Regions from separate parts of the Homo sapiens genome. Here region 2 is linked to region 1. A link is a loop called in an ENCODE intact Hi-C map of the cell type or tissue named here. Cell type or tissue: mammary epithelial cell. All regions are shown on one strand. Each heading gives the region's core, and the rest is flanking DNA. Links, peaks and the distances in the headings are about the cores only.

What was found. Hi-C counts contacts between places; a loop is a spot of excess contacts. Peaks named below come from ENCODE experiments on the same cell type or tissue, not always from the same donor. Only the 100,000 strongest peaks of a DNase experiment are listed, where the experiment ranks them.
Region 2: a loop joins it to region 1, with 2.5 times the contacts of the local background. A loop is called at or near these places in 4 of 110 quality-filtered maps.

Annotation. Positions count from the first base shown.
Region 1 is chr3:110,570,779-110,582,109 of GRCh38, forward strand. All of the region lies in intron 3 of LOC105374037 (a long non-coding RNA gene), which reads right to left. Among named protein-coding and RNA genes, the nearest start is that of NECTIN3-AS1, 490 kb to the right of the region's middle. RefSeq lists an enhancer at 6,028-6,616. In mammary epithelial cell, for the core only: no CTCF peak of the experiment used is centred there; a DNase peak (open chromatin) is centred at 6,323; H3K27ac peaks cover 443 bases.
Region 2 is chr3:110,807,167-110,818,497 of GRCh38, forward strand. No RefSeq gene overlaps it. Among named protein-coding and RNA genes, the nearest start is that of NECTIN3-AS1, 260 kb to the right of the region's middle. In mammary epithelial cell, for the core only: no CTCF peak of the experiment used is centred there; DNase peaks (open chromatin) are centred at 7,185 and 7,945; H3K27ac peaks cover 2,495 bases.

The DNA.
Region 1 (11,331 bases), core at 3,202-8,201:
ACATGGATCTGAACAGCACTATCAAATATCTTTCGTTGATTGATATTTATAAAAGGCTACACCTCAAAATAGAAGAATGCATATTTTTAAAATGTATATTGTTCATTTTTCAGGGTAAATTATATTTTGAGGAATTAAAAATGCCTTAATAAATGTAAAAAGTTTGAAGTCATACAATATGTTCTCTAATCCCAATGGAATTAAATTAAAATTTCCTAACAATATTGCCAGGAAAATCCCTGGTATTTGGAAATTACACAATATATTTCTCAATAAATATTTGGCTAAGAAGAAATTATAAAATTGGTGATAATAAAAATATAAAGTATCAAAATTTGTGGGGTTCTACCAGAGCAATGCTTAAAGGAAAATGTATAGCACTAAAAGTTTCTATTAGAATATAAGGATGTCTGAAATCTATGATCTAATTTTCTACTCTAAAAAAAAAAAAAAGCAAATTAAGTCCAAAGCAGGCAAAAAATTAGAGCAATAATCAATGAAATACAAAAAAATAATAAAAATCAATGAGATTAAAACTTGTTTTTGAAAAACAGTCAATATAATGAATAAATGCTTAGCCAGAGAGAATGAGGAACAAAAGAAAAAAGGAAAGAAGGAAGGATGAAAGGAAGGAACAAAAGAGAGAAGCAGAGTTAAGGCACAAATTATTAATAACAAATGAAAGAAGTAACATCATTACAGAGCCTTAAGAGTTCAAAAAGATAGTAATGAAATATTATGAACAACTTTATGGCAATACATTTGACAATCTATATGAGATTAACACATTTCTTGAAAGAAATAAACTACCAAAGCTAATGTAGGAAAAACTAGAAAATGTATATTGATGCACACAAATTAAAGAAATTGAATTCATAATTAATCCACTTCCTCCTCCACATTATTTTAAAATATTTCTTCCAGCTTATAAGGCTCCATTGATTATTCTTTTTTCAAACATTTAAGAAAGAAACAATTCCAATTCTACAGCTTCAGAAAATAGAGGTCTGAACAATTCTCAACTTATTTTGTTGAGATATAACAGGAAACGAGAATGACAGACTAATAGTCCTCATGAACATAGACACAAAAGCTATAATATATTAGCAAATAAAATCCAATGAAATGTAAAAAGAATAATACATTATGACTATGTGGAAGTTTATCCTTGGAATTTAAGGTTGGTTTATATGTGAAAAATCAATCAACTTAATTCAGCATTTTAATAAAATAAAGGATAAAACCATATGACCCCTTCAATGCATGCAAGAAAATTATTTGAAAAATATTTAAACCTTTTCATTGATAACAATTCTCAGAAAACTGAGAATAGAAGAAAACTTTCTCAACCTGATTAAGAAAATCTGAAAAATCAACAACTAAGATTATCTTCAAAGCTGAAAAGATGAGTGATTCCTACTCAAGGTTAAAACAAAGAAGGTCAATTCTCACCACTTCTATTTAAAATTTTACTGAATGTTCAACTAACACATTAAAGCAAGTAAAAGAAATAGAAACCATATGGAGAGATTATAAAGGAATTATAAAACTTTTCTTATATGCACACGACATGATTGTATATGTAGAAATAAGCTAAGAAATGCATAAAAACTTTACTAATATAAATAAGTGAATGTTACACTCTTTTGGGATGCAAGATCAATATACAAAATTAGTTATATTTTTATATAGCAGTAAAAATGATTAGAAAACAAAATTTTTAAAAAGCAACATTATTTATTACAATAGCAACTGAAAATATAATTAGGGCTAAATTTGACCAAAATGTGCAAGAACATAAGTTGAAAGTATAAAATTAAAAAAAAAATGAAGTTAAGGAAGACCTTAATATACAAAGATATATACTATATTTATGAATGGAAGATTCTGTAATGGTAACATGAAAATCTTCTTCAAATTAAATTGTAGGTACAATGCAATCACAATCAGAACACTACTGGACTTTGTGAAGAAACTTGTAAGCTTATTTTAAACTTCATATGAAAATGCAAAAGACCAAGATTATTCAAAATAATTTGAGAAAATAAGAGTAAATGTTGAGCACTTACATCAACTAATTTAAAAACTTATTCTAAAAATAATCAAGCAACATGGTCTTGGTATAAGGGTGGATTAATTGATCAATGTGACAGATCGGAGAGACCAGGAATAAACCACACATACATAGTAAACTGATTTTTGACAAAGGTCCAAAGTAATTAATTAAGAAAAAATATAAGCATAGCCGTAAAATGTATGAATTTTATTATATGTAGGCAGTATTTTTAAAAGAATATGAGAGATTACACCTTGCTCAGAGGGTCAAGAGAGTTTTCATTCACAGTTGATGTACAAGATAAGGCTTCAATGATGGATAAAATGTTTATTGTGCTCTCGGAGGTAAAAAAAATTCCAATACAGAAAATCAAAATATTTCACACCAAAATACACTTCTTTGGCATATTTTGAGATTGCGGTTCAGAGGGCCTGCAAAGAGAAATAACCTGGAAAGCTGTCTTTTGTGGGTGAGATTTGCATCTGTAGCACAAATCGGCATCTGAGGCAGCCAGGATTTCTCTGAGACCTTCCGTTGGCTGAATTTAGGGAAAATTAACAGAGAGTCTGACACCTTTAAAAGTCTGAAAGAAATATTCACAACAGCAAAGACTTGGAGCCAACCCAAACGTCCATCAATGATAGACTGGATTAAGAAAATGTGGCACATATATACCATGGAATAGTATGCAGCCATAGAAAAGGATGAGTTCATGTCCTTTGCAGGGACATGGATGACACTGGAAACCATCATTCGCAGCAAACTAACATAGGAACAGAAAACCAAACACTGCATGTTCTCACTCATAAGAACAATATTCTTATGTTCCATGTATTCTTGAACAAAAAGAATACATGGACACAGGGAGGGGAACATCACACACTAGGGCCTGTTGGGGGCTGGGGGACTAGGGGAGGGATAACATTAGGAGAAATACCTAATGTAGGCGACGGGTTGATGGGTGCAGCAACTACCATGGCACATGTATGCCTGTGTAACAAAACTGCAAGTTCTGCACATGTAGCCCAGAACTTAAAGTATAATTTAGGCCGGGCGCGGTGGCTCACGCCTGTAATACCAGCACTTTGGGAGGCCGAGGCGGGCGGATCACGAGGTCAGGAGATCGAGACCATCCCGGCTAAAACGGTGAAACCCCGTCTCTACTAAAAATACAAAAAATTAGCCGGGCGTAGTGGCGGGCGCCTGTAGTCCCAGCTACTTGGGAGGCTGAGGCAGGAGAATGGCGTGAACCCGGGAGGCGGAGCTTGCAGTGAGCCGAGATCCCGCCACTGCACTCCAGCCTGGGCGACAGAGCGAGACTCCGTCTCAAAAAAAAAAAAAAAAGTATAATTTAAAAAAAATTTTTTTAAATAAAAAAAAAGAAATATTTACCATCTATTCTCTCTGAGGGCTGCTACCTGTGAGGTTTCATCTACAGGACAAGGCTGTCTTTGCTTGCCAGGCCTCATCTTTCTCCAACTCCCATAACCTGTTTACCAGCAGAACCTATTTGGCTACAGTCCAAGCCTCTATTCTTTCTATAACCTCAAGATGATAAATAAGCTTCTGAACCCCATGGGAAGGTTGAGGGAATTATTCTGTGGCTCTCCTCCATGTACACAGTCTCACATATTTATGCCTTTTTTTTTCAGTTAATCTCCTTTTGTGAGCTGGTTTTTCAATAAACCTCAGAGAGGAAAAAAAAAAAAAAAAAGTTTTGTGTCCCCTTTGGCCCCTACACCCATTGTAGTGACTGCACTACTTAGCACAGCATCTAATTGATATAAAAACATCAGAAATATTTATAAAGGAAAGATAGGAAAAGGAAAAGAATAGAGAGAGATAAGCCATGATCAAAAGAGGAGAGAAAGTTCAGGATGGACAATTTGTTTCAAGTTCCCAGGTCTCTGAAAAAAAGGAGTACTTGATTTGTGAAAGCATTTGGATTTTATTTAGACTATAATATAAATGTAGAGTGAAGTTTTCTCGTTTATGTTTTAAGATTATTCTGGCAGCTGGGTAAATTGTGTATATAAAGGGGGACAAAATGGACACAGGAAGAAAGAGTAGGAGGAGAATATTATCACAGTGTACATGAGAGATGTTTGGAATAGGATGGTAGCTCTGCAAATAAACAAGTGAAGAGCTATATTTTGGAAACAGATCTACAAGATTTGCTGGACTAGTGGTAAAGGAAAAGAATGAAAAAAAGGATGATACCAATACAAATCACTTGAGCAAATAGGTAAGTGGTGATGCCCTCTCCTTAGACGGAGAAAATTTTACTAAAGAAGAAGGTAACCTTATGAATTTTTAACATTTTATAATTGTCCCCTTTAGTATATATAATTTGACTTTTCACCATTCAATTTTTGTGACCTTATTTTATATAAAGGCAGACAAAGATTTATACTTAAAGATGATTTGCTCTATCACACTTCACAATCGGGTACTGAATTTTAATATTCCAAGCAGCAAGTTTCTTAAACATGAGATTTCTGATATCAAAATATAAGAGTGTTCTGGAAAAGATGTACTTTCATTAAGCATTGGGATACAAAGTTTAAGATAAATATGTTAGACAAGATGCCTAAGAGTTTTACAATGCTACATAAGCAACGATTGGCCAGCTCTGATTCCATTTTCCTAATTTCTCCAGAATCCTGACAAAAACACAGTCTGAGGGAAAAACGAATCACTTTTCAGCTGGTTTCTTGTGGTGATGTCTTGTCTGTCATGAATCACTTCATTAAAATTAAACCACTTATTGTTGTGAGAATTAAGATGACTTGAAATTAAAATTAAGCTCCATGGATGAAAAATTTTCTATGGCTTATATTTATGGGCACTGGAAATCTTGGGAGCTTGCAAGTCCACAAGATACTACAGAATTAAAACCAACAAAAACATCTCTGAAGTGACTGCCCAGATTTAAGGCTATGTGGCTGAAAGAAAATCTAAGGCAACTGGATCTTCATAATTCATTAAAGTCCAGGAAGAAGGGCTCAGAGCCTACTCCCTGCCCAAACCACACCTGCCTTTGTAGCTGACAAGCATCACCACCAGGAGGTGAATCTGTGGGTACCATGCTAAAACCGGAAGGGAATTCTCCAGAGCACGATGAGGACATTTTGCTTCAAAAACGTATGTTTTAATACTAAAATTTGATGTCCAAGAACTTCTTAGTATGTTAATACTATCATTCAAGCAAGGAAAGAAACAAGTAGAGAGATGGAAGTAGACAGATGGAAGCAGGCACTTACTTCAAACTCCTGAGTGGACACATAGATGTTTTGTAAATTTTTGTTTAGTGATGTATTCATTGAACAAAAAGCATTTAAAAGAGGATGGAAAAGATATGATTCCATGTCTTGAAATAGCTCACTTTACCAGAATATTTACAAATGATACTATACGCTATATATGTGACATGTAAGCATTATTAGCCTACTTTAAAACTACAAAGTCATCCTTTTATTAATTATTTGTAACACTCTTCTGTGGCTTTTTAATTTTTTTGCATTTACGTTTGCACATTATGTCATTATTGGTTACTACAAACTGTAAAGCTCTCTGATAAGGGGTTTAATTTTTTTTTAAAAAAACACATGATTTCAAAAACTAATCAATTACAATTTGAAATGGGTTTTGAAATAATTTGGTTTCAAGGTAAGCTATTGTTTTCCCTGGTGCCATCTGTAAATATTTATAAAATAAATTAGTTCCTTAATAAGCCCTCTGGTTCACTCCCTGACATCATTGCTACCCCAGTTGTACTGAAGAATATACCTTTCAATCCATTTTGAAAGCACTTGTTTACATGATATAATGCACTCAATTTTTCCATATGTCATTATTAAACACCCACTTCATGTCAGGCACCATATTAGGCTTTTAGAAAGAGAATATTAATAATAACTCAGTTTAAGTTATTCATTAAAGATGTGTCCAAATGATTTCTAGGCAATATTTTGTTGGTTAATTGTTAACATAATACTTTTGGTAATAATAAATTTGTATACATTTTGTAATCATTTAAAATTTTTACTTAAAAATGAAATGATGAGTATATCTGATAGTTCTTGCCTCTGGTCAGGACTTTTCAATTCATCTTAAACTCCAGACCTTTCTATGCACAACCTTTGATAATGTACAAATACAGCACCTACTCTCAGCTCAACCTAGAATTTCTCATCTTCTGTTCTTGGGCATCTCTGACTCAGCATCAAGCAGTCATGCAAATGCAATGCAAACAATGAGGAAGTTAATACCCCATGGAGCAATTGTGAATAAATGTGCCAATCTTTTGTTCCTTGGGTAGGTTTTGTGAGATGACTCCACAGAAAGCCCCAGCCTAATCAGCCCCAGATGCCCTTGCAAGGACAGCTTAGTATTTATTGAACCTTGCATGGCCTTGTCCTCCATCCTCGTTTCCCTCATCCCAGCGTCACTCTCTCCTGACTCGGGATGATTTCTCAAAATAAACTATCTCCATGTAAGCCTGTGTCACAGGCCCTGCTTTCATAGGGGAAGCCAGGGTAGGAAGTGAGTTTTCACAAAAGTCACAAATCCAGGTAGGCATGTGGCTGCAAATTCATACACCACTGCAAAAGTAGTTAAAAAAAAATAAAAAGACTTCATTATTATATTCTGTTCACAACTTACCTAATAAGACCTACATTTCTTGCTTAGCATTAAAGATTTTTAATACTCTGTACCTCAACCCTGGCCCCTTCCACTCACAGTATGCAATCTTACTCCCTTTTTGTAAACTAACCGTACTTGCTACTCAGCCAGGACCTCCAGCTAAAGGAAGGCCCCTTCTATCGCACCCACTGGTCAAGCATATCCTGCTTGGACATCTTTCTTCCCTGAACTCCCATTGCTTTCATAGCCTGCATTACCAAGTTTTTAAAAGATTGTATTGCCACAAAATCTTATCTAATAATATTGGGGATTTTTTTTTTTACTCTCTCCAATTATATTTTAGCAACTTGAAGACAGAGACACTAAATTTTGTTTTTACATTTCATAGCATAGAGAAAATTGCGGACACATAGTAGGTCTTTAATAAATGTACAGTGTTCATGGATTCTCCCTTCAGTATACTTGACAGAATCTTAAAATCTATTATAATATCAAGATGCCAGGAAAGACAGCCTAGCTTTTCCCTGAGGTCAGACTCATCACTCTCTGCTTTCAAGAATGATTAAGATTATGACCAAGTCTCACAGAAATTAGCATGCACACATGCACACAGGCACGCAAAAAGTAACTGCTAAACTTCTGCTTCATATTAAAATATCCTTATTTTTTTCAAAGGAAATTTTCAGTATGAAGAAGTCTAATTATTAGAGAAATGTAGCATTTTAACTTTCTTGGCCAGTTTGGGGTGCAGAGAAGCCTAAATTAGCTGTGAGGAAATAATGCCCAGACAAGTTGTGATGCTGTTCTTGAACTTCCTTTCTGCAGTAAACAGAACTACAGTATGCCTTAGTTCAAGCCCGTCTCACTCCCTTTCTCAATTAGTATGTAAAATTGCCCAGGGTCTGTTCATTGGATAAAATGCAGTCTTCTTGTGGGGAGCTTCAAGGTCCTTCCTGATTTTCTCTCTGAATACTTCCTCAATCTAGTCCCATAAGCCTCTACCTTTCCCAGTCTTAAGTTCCAGTCATTTGGAATTAATTGAAATTTTCTTTTAACATTGTTTTTAAACATTCTATTTCTGCTTTTTGAAATGTTTCTTCACTTGACTAACTTATTTTTGGTGTTCAACACTCAGTTTAGTTACTATTTCCTTTAGGAAGATACCTCTGATGTTTCCACTCTAGTTTTATAATGTATTGTTTTCTGCCTATCACTATAATCCTATGCATCACCTTGAACTGCATTTAGCTGTTTATCTGTATCTGTTTCATTAACCTCCAAGTTTCCTATGATCATAGATCAATTAATACTAGTATTAGTTCCTCAACATATAGTAAGAATTCAATACATGTTTAAAGAATAAATTGACACTAAAGGAGATTGAAGTAAGAGTGGGTATGTGATTAGTGTTATGAAGGAAGTAGTGAAGCAAAGCTCTTAACTATAAAAAGAAAACTGAAAAATTGGGACTAAAATGAATTGAGCAAAATAAAGAGAAACAGTGTGGGACTGAGATGGTCACATAAATCCATGACTAGTGATCCCCAAGCAGGGCTGACTGGGATGGCCTGTCAAGGAGCAAACGAGATCAGATCAGAGAGAACAGGAGAAAGAGCTCTGTACATGTGGCTTGCTGTACATGATTTACAAAATGAAACTCTTCACACTGGTAAGCACCTCTTGCATATTAATTAACTAAATGATGACTAAATTTGCATTTGGGGGCTACAGCGACAGGTACAGATGCTGTGTTCACCATTTACTTTCTGTGTGTGTTTAATCGTTCTAAATCAGTTTCCTCACCTGCAATATGAGATGAGCAATATATCTGAGTTATAATGGGGACTAATAATAGAGCATACAAGGATTTCAGGACAGATCCTAACACATCCTATTCAATAAATGGCAGCTACTGTTCTTAGTAGCAGTAGTAGTAGTTATTGCTTTCATTTTAGTGGTAGTAATAATAATCTTATCTGAAGAAGAGGAAAACCTCAAATTTTTTTGGTGGCAGCAGCAGAACTAGCTGGAGGTAAAAGTGAGAATTCCTCTACTGAGAGTCTGTTATATACCCTCCATAGGCTCTGCAGAGGTCATTTCCTCTTTTACCAGATTTGCTACTGTCAACAGTCTGAGCTACTTGAAGCACATCAAATTAGGGAGGTATTCATTATTGTGTGACTAAGAAGATGCTTGAGCCATGGTTGTCTTCACTACAAGCATTCCAATAATTGAGCATCTTCTCACCCCTTTATTTCATGATCATTTTAAGGGCACCAGAAAAAATAAAAACAGAGAAGTCACAGTGAATTGGATACAGAAATATTGTTCATTCTTCTTCTACCATGTTTTACACGTCTTTCTCAGGTGGCCTACTTGCCAGCAGCTTCGGATACCTCTAAATCCTGGAAGCTAGGCAAGTATATTTTCTAAAATGCCTGAGTAGCAAATTAATTTTAACAACACCTCCCATCTCTTCTTCTATGCAAGAGCATATGACTCAGAAACTACCCTCCCTCCTGCTGACTGCAATTCCTCTCTCATTCCAGGATAAATAGACCAATTTAGTGTCGGTAACCACTCCATTTATGCTGGGATTGCCTAGTTAAAGAGACCTATGCTTGATATCTGTAGGGGTCCAGTTAGATATTACTAGAAAACAGGATATCTTTTTCAAGTTTGATCTGCTGCAAGGGTTTATACACAAAGTAAATATCGATTGCTTTGTCAGGATTTTGCTTGCATCTCTCCTTTAATTCAAGTTTGAAGCAAAATATAATGATGAGACACAAGGCTACTGAACAATATTCAAATACCTCTCTGATGGCAAAACTCATTAAAAGCCACAGGGCTCTTGTGATGAGCCAGTGCTTTCCACATGACATCAAGACAATATGTGTATGACCTTCTCAAAAAACCTGCTGGAAATTACATCTTTTCAAAAAGCAGGGTCAGAACTATGAATCAGCCCATAGAATATGTATAAAAATCACCGGCATTTTGGTGAGCTAAGAAACAAGCTAACTGCCTGCAGCAGCATCCATTTAGTGACAAAGAAGAAAACACTAGATTTCTGTAGTGATCCATCTCTGTAACTTCTATAATCACCTAATAATCCTAACATCTAGCAAATTTCAGAAATATAGAAGGAATACATTTTATCTTCAAACTTATATAGGATATTCCTACCACTTCACTACATTATTTTAGTAAACAGTAGGAATATTTTAAGATAAATTTTAAAAGGATACCTTCTCAGTAATGCAGTTGAAGATGGTATGTATCTTCACACTGAGAGAACACTTTTTGGAACTATAATCACTACTGTACAAATTAGAGCCCAAAATAAGATAACATGTTATCAAAGGCCTATACTTATTACTCTATATAATTCATAACATAGTAGCTTTCAGGAAAATTACATGTTTCTATAAAAAAGCCAAGCCACAGTCTTTGGTTTAGATAATTCTTGTGAAGCTGCATCTTGTAAACCTAGGAATACGGAGTTTAAGAATGTCATACCTGTAAAATCAAATACTGTTCTTGATGCTATTGCCTATCCAGGATTTTAAATAATCCTCTTGTTCAAAATTTTGTTTATAGTAATAGATGTGTGTAGCAACACACTTTTTAAAAAATTATTTATTTATTTTATTTTTATTATTTTTTTGTGTGTGAGACAATGTCTCTCCCTGTCTACCCAGGCTGGAGTGGAGTGGTGCAATCTCAGCTCACTGCATCTTTTACCTCCTGGGATCAAGTGATCCTCCCACCTCAGCCTTCCGAGTAGCTGGAACTGCAGGGCGCATGCCACCATGTGTTGCTTTTTTGTTTTGTTTGAATTTTTTTATAGAAATGGGATTTCACCATGTTGTCCAGGCTTGTCTTAAATTCATGGGCCCAAGAGATCCACCCACTCAGCCTCCCAAAGTGCTGAGATTACAGGCATGATCCCAGTCTTATTTTTTTATTTTTCAATAATATCAACGTTCATTTTAGAGTCAGGGGTACATGTGTGGGTTTTTACATGAGTACTTAGTGTGATGCTGAGGTTTGGGATATAATTGAACTTGTCACTCAAAAATTGAGCATAGTACTCAATAGTTTTTCAACCCCTGTCCCCTCCACTCCTCCAGCCGTCCCCAGTGTCTACTGTTGCCATCTTTTCATCCGTAAGTACTCAATGTTTAGCTCTCACTTGTAAGAACGTGTTGTTTGGTTTTCTGTTCCTGCATTCATTTGCTTAGGATAATGGCCTTCAACTGCATACACGCAAAGAACATGATTTCATTCTTTTGTATGGCTGTATAGTATTCCATAGTGTATATGTACTGCATTTTCCTCATGTAATCTAATCTCTATTTAATTAATCATTGATAGGTACCTGGGTTGATTCCACGTCTTTGCTATTGTGAATAGTCTTGCAATGAAGATATTAGTGTATGTGTCTTTTTGGTAGAATAATTTATTTTCATTTGGATATATACACATTAATGGGATTACTGGATTGAATGGTAGTTCTGTTTTAATTTCCTTGAGAAATCTCCAAACTGCTTTATACAGTGACTGAACTAATTAACATTCCTACCAACAGTGTATAAGTGTTCCCTTTTCTCCACAGTTGTGCC
Region 2 (11,331 bases), core at 4,135-9,134, 240 kb after region 1:
TTGCTAGCTAGTGTTCCCCAACACATGTGCCTTTCCTATGTCCTGTAAAAGAGTTTATGTACATTGACCCCCAGCTACAATTCCATGTGCTCTCTCTCTTTCCCAGGCTAGACCTAATAAAAAATTCCCCCTCAATTTAACATTTTTCTCACCTAGAATTTTAGGAATTCTTATGCAGATAGAAAACCTCATGACAAGATACAACCTTCCAGAACCTTACTTCTAGAAGTGGCTATGCTTCTCGCATTCTCCTGAAGGCTGGAAAATGTTATATACTGCTTGGAACCACAGATTATACTTCAAAAAGATAGACTTCAAACTAAACAAATATAATATACAATATAATACAAATTATACAAATGTGCATATATGTCAATGAGTTCCAGACTTAGAGCTAGAGAGCTCTAATTTAATTCTAATACAGAATCTAACAGAGTCTAATTTAATTCTAATACAGAAGAGATTAATAGGCTAATCAGTTGTCTCCTGTTGCTGTCTTTTCCTCATCTGTAAAATGAAGGGAGACAATAACCTCCCACTGTAATAATCAAGTGAGATAAAGTGTAGTTATTACATGCACTGTAAAAGCTGGAGAGAAAATGCCCCAAGGAAACCACTCCAGGGTTCTGCTTTGCCCAAAGCTTTTCTTAAAGACTTGTGGCCAAAGTCTTAAAAAGGGCAAGGGTTTGAATGTTGGTTTTCAATAGAATTGAACAAGTTAGGGTACAAGGCCAACATTCACAATCAATCATGGGTAGAGACAACCCTGAAGAAAGAGATTACATGGTGAGAGTTTTAATAAGAAAGAGTAAGGAGGCTGTATTTCTAGGGCTGCTGGGAAGAAAGGAAAGAGAGAACAGGGAACTGGCTGAGCAGAAGTCACAACCAAGAGCTGCATTTGCCCAACAATGATATACAGGTAAGGTCCAGTTTTTACATTAAAATATTTTCAACAAGGGTTTGTATTCACATTAGCGATTTTGCTTTTTGCTTACCTCATCTACCCAGATAAACTTTTAAATTGCTATGGTAAGCATTGTTTCCTCATAAGTTAAAATAAGCACTTCTCTTACAAATATTGAAAAGAAATCACCGTATTATGCCTTAATATAGCAGTCACATATCAAAGAAAATTTCTAAAATCAAAAACACAGAAAAATATATTTAAATATGCCCCAAATCCTCCAGAACTATGTAAGTGCTACGATAGCTTTAAATACATTCTGTCAATTTCTGGGACAATAATTCTATTACAAAAACACAAACTGTATTCTCTAAAACAGAGACATCACTCAACCAGAGAAATGAGTTAATTCAAAAAAAAAAAAAAGTAGATCACTGAAATGGAAAGCTGATACACACACACATATTTACATACACATGTATATGAACTATATATGTCTATATAAGCAAATACATATAGATGTTACATAAAATCTAAAATTTGAAGTATGAAAATTTCTAATTCCATATTATTTTAATGCAATTATTAAGAAGAGTTGTTCCTTTTAAAGCATCACTTTGATAGATACTAGAACAGTCTGCCTAAGGAAAGGCAACAGTAACTATTCTTAAGGCAATTTATAGGCTATATTCTTTGATTCACTGAATATATAGTTTTGCTAATATGGTGAGAAATTAGATAAATGTGCATTCCCCATAAATTGGACAATGGTCTGAAGCCAATTGCTAAGTCAACTGTGTAATTGTTGTAAACATTTCTTATACGTTAGTCATTTTCCCACACTATAAAATTAGTTGAGACTTGAATTTTCAGGTTTTAGTCCCCTGATTGGCAATTTGTTTACCAAAAAAAAGCCCCCAAAGCACCGTATACCATCATATAATTAAATGCCTGCATATGCTTTGAAGATAAAGCAATCATTATGAAGTATTTCAAAGAATTATTTTAGGAATAAATTCAACAAGTACATTAAGTAGATGTATTGGTGTTAAAAAATGGAAATATGCCTCTTTATACTCTGTAATATCAGCCGTAATGAGCACCACTAGTTTTAAACACTGTTAGTCTTTAGTTGGTCTGTCTCCATTCTGGAAAAGGACATCAAAAAAAGCTGATAACTTCTATTAATGCAAAGATATTCAGGGATTCTGCTGGTTCTTTAATTGTCTGTAACTGGTCTCTCTGTTCTTCTTCCTTAGAATGTTAAATGAAATCAAATAGGCTGGAGTGCCCAGAAAGAATAGGCACCTGCCAATGAGGAATTCTTAAAGCCGGTGAGTGAATATTCACTATCAATATCATTAGTGCTTTTATTCAGTTATCCATTAATATATCTATTCAGTTACCCGATATTTTCTCAACAATTGTTATAGGTGCAAATTATGGAGACAAAAAACCTGCCCAGTTTTTTACCTCAATCAACTGATGCTCTAACAGTCACGTAAGTAAGAAATACTATCAAATCACTGAAGAACTGGGATATTTTCTATAAGGTTCACCAAGACAGGAAAAAATGATAATAAAATCTTAAAATAATACTGTAACACTTAATTATTTTTCATGGTATATAATCTTGTGATCTCTGGGTGTTGCTTGAAAACCATCCACATGAATGCGTAATTGCAATGATTGATGTGGATCAGGATCAATACTGAGCCTTCTTTGCCAGATAGAAATTAAAGGAGCAATGATTGTTGGGCTAGCCTCAATTTCCATCCTATCCCTACCCCTCACATGGCTGAACACAAAATAGTTTTTTATATTCAATAGAAGAAGTACCCTCTCCCCCTGTCCTGGCAACCTTGTCTTCTGTCTTTAGAGATCACATTTCAAAAGCAAAATTTATACTTTTCAATATAAGTCAGAAAAAAGAATTTGTTTCCCAAAGAAATAATTCTATAAATTTGAAAGTCACCTATAAAGGGATATCTGAATTAGTTTTCCACTATCCAATAGATAAAAGAACTGGTGAAATATGGACAATTTACAAATTCATCTCTAAATTATTGAGTGCATACTATACCAGATTTTAAAATCAGTGCCAAATTAACATAATAACTATAATATTGTATAACTTTCTTGTTAAAAATTTAAAATTCTGAACCAAACTCTTCAGTTTATTGATGCGGTATACCTTATTAGAGACTTGAGCTCTTGCTGTTGAAAAATGCTTTTAGGGAGATGAAAGTAATTGGTTTCTACAAATTGTGTTCTGGCTTCCTAAAAGTAATATAACCTACTTTCTTTATACAGATGCTATATGCCAGCTGAAAAATAAAAGATAAAAGAATCAGAGATGGAGTAGGGAATCTGACTTCGGAAATGTGTAAAGGACAATGATTGTCTGGGGAACAATGGGAAAGAATGATGCAGGAAAGGGAGAATGTGTGTTAGCCTAGAAGTTTCATTTCCATTTGGAAAAAGGAAGAAAACTGGATACTTCCTGAGTTTCAACTGTGAGTCAGGTCATTTCATAACCTTGTTTAGTGTTCATGGCAACTGTATGAGAGAGTATTTTTTTCCTATTTTACAGATTAAAAAATGAACTTAAATAAAATATCTAAGATCCTATAGTGGCCAAGCTAGGAATGGAATTGCCTCTGTATGATTCCAGAGCCTGTCTTCATTCTCTTCTGGATAGAACAGGGATCAGAGAAGAACAGATTATTTGGGAAATAATGATGTATGCTGACATCAGAGGACTCAAACTACAAAAATGTAATTTATATTTCAATGCCTCAGTGATGTTTTATTCAAAATGCCAAATAATTATATTATTTTTTACAATAATCTTAATGTTCTAGCATGGGAACGTTCTCAGTGTAACCAGTGTTAGACCACCAAGGGAATTAGGAATTTTTGTTTTAGTTCAGGCTTTTACTGATAAACTTTCCAAAGACTATTAAAATAGCTCCTTGCTTTAACTTTAAAATGGTTTTCACACTGTGAGAAAATTATAAGATATTAATGAGTTCATGCATGTGATGTCCTTTGAGTTCCCTGAAAGAAGGGGCTTTTTAGAAAAGTGATGCTGTCCTCTTTTGTTCTTTTTTGTTTGGTATCTTGCCTAAGTTGACTGAACATTTGTGGCTTGTTGATTCTGCTAGTCACCAGAAAAAAATGAAGCCATGCTTCAATGGCCAAATTAGAATAGAAGTCAGTTAATGATTTAACTTCTACCTCCAGACTTTCAGGAATAAAGATTTTGGCAATGCTTTGATTGCCATTGCTTTAGTGTGTGTAGGTTGGTACTTCACCATGATGTGAGATTTACTTAATAAGAATTCAGAAGCTATTTGTAAGAACATGGGATGTGAGCATCAGAGATTGTGACAGAACTTGAGAGCTACCTTTAAAAAATCCAGGAGGTAAAGAAGGAATGGAGAGGGGATAAAAGTAGCTGTTAATAGAACCAGCAATATTCCAAGTAAGCATATTTAACTTTATAAAGCACTGCAGATGTCGTCAGTTTGGTGACCTGGAAGACAAGCTCACATGAAGAAATATCTTTTTGACAGGAGAATGGTTTGTACGTAAATGGACTTTAAATGTACCAGAGATTGTTTGTATTTGGTATTACATTACTTGAAAAACTAATTACACAGTTTGTAATTAATAGGCAACACTCTCTTTGGAGGAAATAATTTTAACCCAATATCTGGAGTTGCTAATTTTCATTTTCTCAACTCTTCTCAACCTCCCTTGATCCTAATCTTCTTCGTACTTTCTCACCAGTCACCTTCTTCTCACTTTCTACTGGTTTCTTTCTATGAACATTTAAACATAATCAATATGCCATTTGTCTAAAACAAATAAACAAAACCCTCTCAACCCCATAAGCTTCTCCAGCAATTGTCCAACCTAATTATTTGAATTATTTTTGTGTTTTATACATAATAAATACACAATATGTATTTGTCCAATCAAATAATGTTTGTTAGAACTTAATGCAGTCTTTTGTAAGTTTTATCACTTGCATCATGATTCTTTCTATTTATATGTACCAAGATTGTTTTAATTCATAGATGACTCCTAAATCTATACTCCCAGGCTATTGTCTGGATTTGCAATCCAATTGCATATATTTTCAACTATCTATTGGACTTTTTCACCCATGTGTCTCACAGCACTTCACACTCAGCTTATCCAGAACTAACTCATCAGGCCTCCTTCCATATATGTATATATATCATCTTCCCTATCTCAATGAAAGGCAGCAAAGCAGCTTCATCCACTTCATTTTCCAAGCCATATATCTAAGAGCTATCTCTTATCCCTCCCTGCTCCTCATCTCCAATATTTGTGTTAACTACTGCATATTCCTAATTTTATCCCCTTAATACTTCTTAGATCTCATTTCCCTCCATCTCACTGTATTCTAAGCCATACCATCATTATCTCCCTAGATTACTGTAACTGCCTCCTAATGCTTCCATCTATTCTGCATACTTGATCTAGAATAATCTTCCTAAACATAAATGTGGTATTAACACTACCCTGCCCAAATCTTTGCCCATTGACCTAATAATGAATGAACAATCCTTTAACACAGCTTGTGAGTTCCCACCTGCATCATTTATCCCTACCTGCATCATTTATCCCTACTAGACCAACCCATTCTATAGGGACACTGAAATATTTTTCTCTTCCTTGAACCTGCCATATTATCGTGTTAGATCTTCAAGCATGCACTTCTCCCTCTCTGGAGCACACTTTCCCCATTCTATTCTGCTCCAATCTGAGAGGGGAAAAGTAAAGTCTCAGCTTCTATCTAGAGGCCACCTCTAGTTAGTCTAGATAAGATTAGGTTCTTGTCTATGTCTTTTTTCTAAGTTATTACTAATCATATTTTAATTATTTTATAGTTGTCTATCTTTTTCAATAGAGTCCATAATTATTACGAAAAGAAATCATGTCTCTTCTTGATCTCACACTATCCTCAGCTTCTAATACAGTGCTTTGCAAGTAGTGGATGCTTAATAAAGTTTTTATGTAAGTAATTTTATCTGAAATAAAAAGTAGCATCATTTAAGCATACAATTTTTGATAGTCGATTGCATGCTTTCCTTAGAGAGTACAGATTCAGAGTCCTCTGAATTGTTCATTCCAACCAGGCCATGTTTTAAAACAAAAGGGGATAATATTAATGAATTATAGGTCAACAGAGTAAACTGAGATTCTTACAGGCAGACTAGGAAATGTGGTCACCCTCCTTTAGGAGTTTGGCAGATAAGTAAAGTACATGTGCCTCTGCTTTTTCTGGGGAAAAGGAAGGAGTTCTATTGATCTAGAGATGGCAGAAACTATGCAACTCCAGACAGTTATTTGTATGTAAGAATACAGACCCAATCTTATCAGATCTTCTGATTTGTCAAGAAAAAATAGGGAATTCCATCTGAATTCTATTTTATCTGAAATATCTTGATGTTTTAATGTTAGTAATGCAGTGATTTTTTTTTTTTTAGAAAAAGCAGTTCTAGGTATAGGCAGGAGATAAAAATCAAAATGAATAATAATCTGCATAGGCTAGATACACAGATATCAACATTAGCCACTTTGTAAGAGCAGGGTACTCCAGGCATTATACCTTTAGTCGCTGAGTCATGGGGGAGGTTTGGAAAGTCCTAAACAAGGGGCCTATGCAGCCAGGATATTAGGAAGACATTCAGGAGGCCTGAAAGCATCGTAATATTCTAAACCCAGCATAGCCACAACCTAAATATTCATCCTGGTATAGCTATAAGGAATACTTCATGAGGCCCTCCAAAGTGACTTTGTTAACTTCTGAAATAGTGTGATAATTTTTATTTCCCTACTCACTCACCACACAATCATTTCCTAATTGCTGTCTGTGTTTGACTTGCACCTGTATTAGGTAATAAAGATTCAGAATTTTATTCACACTGGTTCCACTACCAATTTTACTATTCAATTGAGAAACAGATACCATTAGCTGCTAATTCCAAAATCATCAGTTTGGTGACTATAACTTGGGTCAGAAAGATTTAGCACTGCTTCTCCTTCCACATCCACAACTTCTAGCTCACAGTTTGCCCCTTAGAAGTATCTGTCTAACATTCATAGTTTAGCCTGCAAGCTGTTGCTTAGTCTAGTAATGACACATACAGAATGGTTTTATGGTCAAGCACTGAGTCATTCCCCAAGCTGCTTGTTTTAGCTATATTCTCCAAATGTATACAATATAGATTTATAAAAATGATTATGCTGAGGTTATAATTTCAAAATGAGCCACAAAGTATGTTTGAGGTACTCATCTGGCCTTTTCATTTTACAGATGAGGAAATACCCACAGGCGGTTGAGCAAATTCCTGAAGAGCATACAACTTGTAAGATGATGACTTCAAAGCTCTTTGAGTGCTATCAGAATTTGTGAGTAACAGAGGCTTCAGCCTATGGATGGGGATGGAGGCTACACAATTTGAGGTAGGGAAGGGTGGGAGTTTGGGAACCAAAAGTAGTTACTAGCTTGTTACCAAAGATAGATTTTGGTTGCAAAGAGGCAAAGTAAACTGCCAGTGACCTCACCACAAGGCAGGGGCAGACTTCCTGCTAAGGCATTAAGACCTTCTCAGTCATCTGGGGAACAAAGTGGCATTCACAAGGAACCGCCTCTGACCGCAGACCTACTGGGTAGTGGAGGTTTTTCATTCTTAAGTTTGTTCTTTCATTCCTATCAACTTGCAGATTTTCTACTGTCATCACCCACCTCCTCTCAAACCCTCATTTCTATTCAGCTTAGATCTCCTCTTTTCCTTTTGTTTTCTCCTCGATTATTTTTATCTTATTTTATGCCATCATGCCCCATTTCAAAGAAATGTTCTTGTTTTCTTAAAGCCTTCTACGTAAGATCCATTTAGCTCCTCATTCCTACAGAAACCTGGATTTCCTGTGGCAAAACCACTTCCCTCACAAAATTCCAAGTACACTCTTTTTATTCTTCATCCTGCCTCCTGTTCTCTTGGTCTCTGAGTCATCCAAAGCCTAGGTCATCCATGACTTATACTGAAATCCTATCTTCTCTGTCAGCAAGATTCTGTTTCAAAAAAAGGAGCCATTGCCCCCTCTTCATGTCTAGTAACAATGCCTTAGTTCGTACACTTAGAGTTTCTAACTCAAAACATTGTAATTGACTTTTGAATGATTTTTCCACCTCCTTCTTCCCTTTCAGCTCATTCTTCTAGCCACCAGAGCTTTTTGTGTAAACCACAACACTGATAATGTCATTACAGCACATGTGTTATCACTTCCAAGATAAAGTCAAAGTGCCTTGGCAGTAAAAATGCTTTGTCCTAGTGAATTATATGCTTTCTTATGTTTTGATCTAGTGATTTGGTTTATAAGAACTTCTTTTAAAGAAATAATCAGATTTAGAGAAATGTTTATTTTAATAATATTCTCTGTAATGCTATTTAGAAGAACCAAAGAACAAACTCAAGTGTTCCTAAATAGAGAAGCCATTTTAAATTTTAAAATATCCATAAAGTGAATTACAATGTAACCATCCAAAATTATGTTTATAAAAAGTGCTGTTGCCAGCCAATATGGATAAGCATACTATAGCTTAATTCCCTAACTGATTACAACTAAAACCTGTAGACAAAATACAAAAAGTAATTACCTGAATAGGATAAAAAAGCAGGCAGGTTGGAGAGGGAAAGTCAAAACTGAAAAAGGAAACTCATGTGAGTATAATTTTTGGGGGAGTTTTTTTTTTTTTTTTGTCTTTTCTTTTCTTTCATGAACTAGGCCTGAGAGTGAACTCCAATAACAGAAATCTGGGGGTAGCACAGGCACCTAAGACTGCAAGACAAACCTAATCTTTTTGGTCAGAGGATTGGGCAAAACATCCCCTGCAAAACAGAAAATGTAGGGGAATCCAGTAGAAAAGAGGGCAGAAGAAGGAAATTTCCTAATTCTATGTATAAATTAGCTAAACTCCTGAGCTCATCTCTGAGTTGTGAATGCATAGGAAAACCCCAAAGTAACACAGAAAAAACTTCAAGAATTGAGCCATAATATAAAGCACCACCTCTTAGTTTCTGACTAATCCCTGGTGACACGAGTGGCACAGGCTGAAAGCAATGTAGCAAAGGTTTAGAAACTAAACTGATATTAAAACCACTAATCACCTTTTGAAACCAAAAAGGTAAGAAAAATTTTAATAAGTTACTAAATATGTCAACTACCTGCTAAAAACAATAACTCTATATTTTGTTTAGAAGTTTTAGTTATAATCAGCTGGTGAGTTAAGCTACAGTGGGCTTATCCATTGAGCTGGCAATGGAACATATTATAAATAAACAACATTGTCAACAGGCTTTTAATAAAACCTACAATCTCACAGAATAATATCAAAAATGTGTAGTGTATACTCCAAAAAATTATACATAATCCAAGAAACTATGATGAATTGTCAAGGAAAAATACAATCAACTAATGCTAAACACAAGGCAACCCAAATGTTGGAATTACACAGAATGACTTTATAGCAAAGAACATAACTATCCTTTAGTTGTAGGTGTAGTTAAAAGTAAACACACTGGAAATAAATTGAAATATAGTAATTTTCAGCAGTGAATTAAAAACAATTTAAAAATGAAAACGTTAGAACAAGAAAATATAATAGATAAAAATTTTAAAATTCACTGGTGAGTTTACCTACTGAATGAAGAAAACAGACGAAAGAGACTGGAAACTTGGAGACAGCCCAACAGAAATTATCTGTTAATTAATTTATTTGTTAAGAAACATAAGGGAAAATGTTGAAAAAAATAACAGACTCTAGGTGCCTGTGGGAAAAATATCAAAAGTTATAACATCCTTGTCACTTGAGTCCTATAAGGAGAAGCTCAGAAAACTTTTAAAAGGATAAACTCAAAGAAAATTAGGATTAGACAGATCATGATCAAAGTGGTAAATACCAAACATTACATAGAGTGAGCACGAATTGCAATGATTGAAGTTTCCTCATCAGAAAACATGAAAGCCAGAATACAGCAAAATAAATCTTTAAGATACTGGAAGAAAAAACACTGTCAACACAAAATTATATAGCCAATGAAAACATCTTTTAGATATGAATGCGAAATGAAGACCTTACCAGATGAAGGAAAGCTAAGAGAATTTGCTAATAGCAGATCTATTCCAAATGAAATACTAAAGGAATTTCTTTAGGCTTAAGGGAAATAATATCACAGGGAATCCTGAAACTTCAGAAATGGAGAAAGAACAACAGAAATGATAAATATCTGGTTAAATATACTATTTTCTTTTATTCATTTTTTTAAAGTTAAAAATGTGAAGGTACACAATAGGTGTATATATTTATGGGATATATGAGATGTTTTGATATAGGCATACAATGTGTAATATCCTTTCTTGGTGTTACAAACAATCCAATTATATTCTTTTAGTTATTTTGAAATGTACAATAAATTAGTGTTGTAGTCACCCTGTTGTGCTATCAAATACTAGATCTTATTCATTCTAACTATATTTTTTGTACCCATTAACTATCTCTACTTCCCCCTTTCAACCATTACCCTTCCGAGCCTCTGGTAATCATCACTCTACTCCCTATCTCCATGGGTTCAATAATTTTAATATTTAGCTCCCACAAATAAATGAGATCATGTGAAGTTTCTCTTTCTGTGCCTAGCTTATTTCACTTAAGATAATGTCCTCTAGCTGGATAGTACTCCATTGTGTATATATACCACATTTTCCTTATCTATTTGTCTATTGATGGCCACAGGTTGATTCCAAATCTTGGCTATTGTGAATAGTGCTGCAATAAACATAGAAGTGCAGACACTCTTCGATATACTGATATCCTTTCTTTTGGATATATACCTAGCACGAGATTGCTGGATCATATGGTAGTTCTATTTTCAGTATTTTGAGGAACTTCTAAACTATTTTCCATAGTGACTGTGCTAATTTACATTCCCATCAACAATATATGAGGGTTACCCTTTCTCCACATACTCTCGAGAATTTGTTATTGCCTGTCTGTTGGATAAAAGCCATTTTAACTGGGGTGATATAATATCTCATTATAGTTCTTATTAGCATTTCTCTGATGATCAGTGATTTTGAGCACCTTTTTATATACCTGTGTGCCATACGTATGTCTTCTTTTGAGGAATGTCTATTCATCTTTTGCCCATATTTTAATTGGATTATTAGATTTTTTTCCTATTTTGTTGTTTGAGTTCCTTGTATATCTGGTTATTAATTCCTTGTCAGATGGATAGATGGCAAATATTTTCTCCATTTTGTGGGTCTCTCTTCACTTTATTGATTGTTTCCTTGGATGTGCAGAAACTTTTTAACTTTATATGACC